Linked DNA regions of Homo sapiens: region 2 is linked to region 1. A link is a contact called in ENCODE Hi-C data. All regions are on one chromosome and are shown on one strand. The core of a region is the stretch at or near the end of the contact, and the rest is flanking DNA. Distances in the headings are between cores, read along the strand shown.

The links. A loop is a pair of places that touch in the nucleus more often than their neighbours do. Pooled maps may share reads with other maps.
Region 2: a map of OCI-LY7 shows a loop between it and region 1 (5-fold over the local background). The contact joins two enhancer-like sites. A Hi-C loop is called at or near these places in 1 of 168 maps with a recorded cell type or tissue (OCI-LY7), 2 of 37 single-sample maps with no recorded cell type and 1 of 50 pooled maps.

Annotation. Positions count from the first base shown.
Region 1 is chr6:88,614,692-88,617,391 of GRCh38, forward strand. All of the region lies in intron 14 of RNGTT (RNA guanylyltransferase and 5'-phosphatase), which reads right to left. Among named protein-coding and RNA genes, the nearest start is that of RNGTT, 350 kb to the right of the region's middle. Within about 2 kb of position 1,445, at least 3 of the 41 ENCODE cell types and tissues checked have a DNase peak (open chromatin) inside an H3K27ac peak, as active enhancers do; they include OCI-LY7, where a contact is called at or near this core.
Region 2 is chr6:87,755,560-87,758,263 of GRCh38, forward strand. No RefSeq gene overlaps it. Among named protein-coding and RNA genes, the nearest start is that of AKIRIN2, 55 kb to the left of the region's middle. Within about 2 kb of position 1,437, at least 7 of the 41 ENCODE cell types and tissues checked have a DNase peak (open chromatin) inside an H3K27ac peak, as active enhancers do; they include OCI-LY7, where a contact is called at or near this core.

The DNA.
Region 1 (2,700 bases), core at 195-2,694:
GGGACCAATACCTTCAATATTGTCTGTGTCTCTACGGCTTTCAGAAATTGAGTATACTGCCTAGGTTTCATCAACTTTCAGAAAGGTCTAACCATCTAAATTCCTATGTTAAAATCTAAGAAATGCCGTGTACTAGTTAAATGAAAAAGTTACATATCAATAGTGAATACTAGGATCAAATTCAGGCAATGTACATCCTAAATATTTTGCTTTCCAAGCAGTGACAATTAACCAACAATCTAATCTTCAGGAAACTTAGCCTTTCCATCCCCAAACTAGTACAAATTTACAGATGAAGCTATTTGTGACATTAGTTGATGGGTTTTTTGGCTTCTTCACCTCAGATGACTGAATATGGATACTCTATCAAAGCTAACAAGTATCCATGGTAACTACGAACCTTTTAAAAGATATTTCACTGGGCTGTGAGAATGGTTTTCATAAATAGGAACCTAAGCTTATCTTTGTAGTTTTCAAATCAAATGCCAGTCATGGTAATATTTTAATTCTGTCCTCATCTTTCATGGCTAACAACTTTTCCTCACAATATGGTAGACTGCAATCATTTAACTTCATTAGCATTATCTGAAACATTCTCATTTTTCTACCCACATATTCACTACCACCTAGGAATATGACGAGAAGTAAGTTTTTAAAAGATGCTTTCAATTCGCAGATTAGGCAGCACATGTCTTCATAAAAACTTTCAAACTATATTCCTTTCCCTTTACATTTGATTGTACCATCTGCATTTTCAACAAATCCAACAGGTGCAATACACTCAGTGGTTTTGGAACTAGACATGCCCAAAAAAGTGATATTCCAAGTAGCAAACTTGCCAAATTTATCCTCAAATATTCATTATTTTAGTCTCAATTCTCTTGCCTTGCTTTCTAGGGACCCATTCTTTTATTTTGGAAACACTGTGTATATGCAAGTATTGGACAACTCATTCAGTTAGGTAAACACAGTTTTGCTATACCACATGTAAGGTCTAACAGAAATAAGTTTCTAAACCTTTCAGTGTCTATTTCCTAATTTCTAAAATGGGGAACAAGTTCCTAATTTACTGGGTCACTGAAAGAATAATAATTGAAAGTGCCTGGGACATAGAACAATCAGTAAAATTGTTAACCAAATATAAAATTAGGCAATGAAACATTGCTTTTTAAAATCTGTGGTAAAAAAACATTGAATTTTCCATCTTAACCATTTTTAAGTGTACAGTTCAGCAATGCTAAGTGTATGTCTAGAACTTTTCCATCTTGCAACACTGAAATGCTATACTCCCTAAACACTAATTGCCCCCCTTCCCCTCTACCCAGACCTTGATAACTGCCTTTCTACTTTCTGTTTCTATGATTTTGACTACTTTAGATACTTCATACGAGTATTAACAGAATCACACACTATTTGTCCTTTTGTGATTGGCTTGTTTCACTTAGCATAATGTCCTTGAGGTTTATTCATGTTGTAGCATGTGACAGAAATTCTTTCTTTTTAAAGGTAGAATAATATTCCACTGTATGTATACACCACATTTTCTTTAGCCATTCATCTGTCAATGGACACGTGGGCTGCTTCTACCTCTTGGCTATTTTGGATAATGTTGCAAAGAACGTGGGTGTGAAAATATCTCTTTGAGATCCGGTTTTAAATTATTTTGGCTATACACCCAGAGGCAGTATCACTGGATCATAATTTTATTTTTAATCTTTTGAGGACCCCTTTGTTTTCCATAATGGCTGCATCAATTTACATTCTCACTAACAGTATGCAAGGGTTCCAATGTCACATCCTTAACACCTGTTAGTTTTTGTTCCTTTTTTTTTTAAAAAAAATTGACGCCCATTGTTTACTGTGCTCTAATTTAAACTTTTTGTTCTTTCATAGTGGCCATCCTGATGGTGTCAGGTGCTATCTCATTGTGGTCTTGATTTGCATTTCACTAATGACTGAGAATCTTTCCATGTGCTTATTGGCTGTATACTTTCTTCAGTATACTTTCTTCAGTATACAAGAAACTTTGTCAATTTTTTTAATTGGGTTGTTTATTGTTGTTGAGATGTAGGAGTTCCTTATATATTCTGGACATTAACTTCTTATCAGATGTACAATTTGCAATTATTTTCTCCCATTCTGTAGGCTGCCTTTTCACACTGCTGATTGATTCCTTTGATGTACATAAGTTTTTAACTTTGATGTAGTCCTCTTTGTCTATTTTTTATTTTGTTGCCTATGATTTTGGTGTTGCACACAAGAAATCATTGCCTAATCCAATGTCCTAAAGATTTGTCCTGGCCGGGCACAGTGGCTCACGCCTGTAATCCCAGCACTTTGGGAGGCCGAGGTGGGCAGATCATGAGGTCAGATCGAGACCATCCTGGCTAACACAGTGAAACCCTGTCTCTACTAAAAATACAAAAAGATTAGCCGGGCGTGGTGGCAGGTGCCTGCAGTCCCAGCTACTCGGGAGGCTGAGGCAGGATAATGGCATGAACCTGGGAGGCGGAGCTTGCAGTGAGCTGAGATCGTGCCACTGCACTCCAGCCTGGGCAAGAGAGGGAGACTCCATCTCCAAAAAAAAGATTTCTCCTATGTTATCTTTTACAAGTTTAATAGTTTAAGGTCTTATGTTTTGGTCTTTATTTTTGTGTTAATTTTTGTATATGGTGTAAGGTAGGGGTTCAACTTCATTCT
Region 2 (2,704 bases), core at 187-2,686, 860 kb before region 1:
ATGTAAGGTAACATGTTCACAGGTTTTGGAAATTAGGATACAGGAATCTTTGGGGGTCTACTATTCTACCTTCTACAATATGTATGTATGTATGCATGCACACATTGCTATATTTATTCCTATATCTATATAAATATATTGAAGACCATAACATCATTTAGATACTTCCAATTTCAACTGGACAACTACAGGGTTCATTCCAGATTTCTGTTTCAATATTTGTGACTCCCTCCTCCAACAATGGGAAACCTGGCTTTCATTATCCTTAATAAGTTACTTATTTGACTAATCTCCTCTTTGTAACTAGTGTCCTATTCTCCTTCTGTGCTCTTATCCTGGGAATGTCCTCCCACTCTACCTGGACTCTGAAACTTTATACCCAGCCACCCTTCCATGGGGACACCCTCTTCACTCCACTGGGATTCTGCCACCCCAAGCCAGGCTGCCCCTGCAGGAACACTGTCCTATCCTGTTCAGTCTCTGACACCACACAGCAAGCAGCCCTCCTGTGCAGACACTTTTCTCACCCTGCTGGGGCTCCAACACCCAGCTCTGGACCACGGTGGCTTCCCTCATTAGTCACAGATGTTATCCTGCTCTGCCCCACCTAAAGGCTTTAGCACCAAATTGCTGAGAGGGAAGGGAAGGGAAGAAAATTCCAAATGACATATTTTTGGGAGTGAGAAAGGGGGCACTGAACCTTGATCCAAACGAGGGTGGGAAATGTGGAATGCTGAGCAGGGAGAAGCAGGGAGATGAGGTGGAAGTTAGTACATAATAGAGGGTTTGAGGCTTGAATAAATATCGGCTATTGGAGTGGGTCCCTGTTCTTGGGCCTGTTTGCGTGTTTGAGGACCCGACTCATATTTTTCTGGGCTGAGAATGCTGCCACCAGCCTGGAGCCTCATCAAACCACTTTTTATTAAAAAACCACCCGTTGGCTCCTGTTGTTTTTTATGCTGATTAAGAACACTGACTTGGCTAAATGAACAAGGGGGCTGATTGTTGCTCTGTCTCTTGAAGCAGGAGAGGCTTTTGATCGAGTTGAGTGGGAGTTTATGTTTGAGGTACTTTAAAAAATGAAATTTGGAGATAAGCTTATGAACTGAATTTGAACTTCATTTCAAGCTCATTGAACAGAAATGTTTTAGATCCCTTTAATCTGAAAAAGGCCCATTGCAATTGTCCTTTGAATCTCTTATTTTTCTTTAAGATAAAGCTTCTTCTCAAATTACTTACTATTTATCTACGTACTGAGAAGGGAAAAATAAACTTAAGTTTAAAGATGTTTGGATATTTTTCTTTCTCTGAGGATAGGAAACATGGCTCGGGTGCCTTCTCTCTCCACCCTGGCACCCAGAGCAAGGATGTTGCTCATTAGTGACTAAGTAGGACCAGCGTCTCAGGTGGCAATCTGGGAGCAAGCTCAGCTTCACAATGGGGGACTGTGGGTTGGTTGCACAGAAAGCAGAAGCTTGTGGGTTCTAATCTCACTTCCTCCATTGGCTTCTGGGTGGCTTTAGGTGAGTCATTTAATTTCCACATGTTTGGTTTGCCCCATCTGCCACATGGAGCTAATGATACTCCTCATCTACTTATTTCACAGGGATGTTGTAAGAGCTGATTAATGTACAGGGTGGCCAAACATTGCACATGTATGATGAGCTAAGAAAAGTAAGATAATGAGCCCAGAAACCTTTTCAAATTAGGGGTGATCTTTTCCTTTAGGAATGAGCTGTGCTTATGATGCTGTTTTTTTTTTTTTCCTGAGTCGGAGTTTCACTCTTGTCGCCCAGGCTGGAGTGCAAGTGGTGTGATCTCGGCTCACTGCAACCTCTGCCTCCTGGGTTCAAGTGATTCTCCTGCCTCAGCCTTCCGAGTAGCTGGGATTACAGGTGTGTGCCACCATGCCCCAGCTAATTTTTGTATTTTAAGTAGAGACAGAGTTTTGCCATGTTGGCCAGGCTGGTCTCAAACTCCTGACCTCGGATGATCTGCCAGCCTCTGCCTCCCAAAGTGCTGGCATTATACGAGTGAGCCACCACGCCCGGCCTTTTTTGTTTTTGTTTTTGTTTTGCACTCTGTCACCTGAGCTGGAGTGTGGTGGTGTGATCTCAGCTCACTGCAACCTCCGCTTCCCAGGTTCAAATGATTCTCCTGCCTCAGCTTCCCTAGTAGTTGGGATTACAGGCGTGTGCTACTGTACCTGGCTAATTTTTGTATTTTTAGTAGAGATGGGGTTTTGCCATATTGGCCAGGCTGGTCTCAAACTCTTGGCCTTGAGTGATCCGCCCGTCTCAGCCTCCCAAAGTGCTGGTATTACAGGTGAGCCACTGTGACCAGCCATGGTATTTTTTTTTTTTGACCATTTCTCTGTCTTATTAATTTAACTCATGCTATTATTAATTATATACATAATATGTTTGGCTCAACATGGATGACATCATTCATTTCAATATATTTTTGTTTGCTTCCTATGTGCCTGGCACTCTCTGTATTAGAATTAAAAACCTAAGTGAAAGCCAAATTATAGGAAGGTCAGGAAATGGGAAATATTTATGAGCAAATTCATGCTTATATTTCTTTTGTTAACTCTGAAGATGTATTTGTTTGAACATACACTTCTGCCCGGTGGCTCACGCCTGTAATCCTAGCACTTTGGGAGTCCAAGGCAGGCGGATCACCTGAGGTCAGGAGTTAGAAA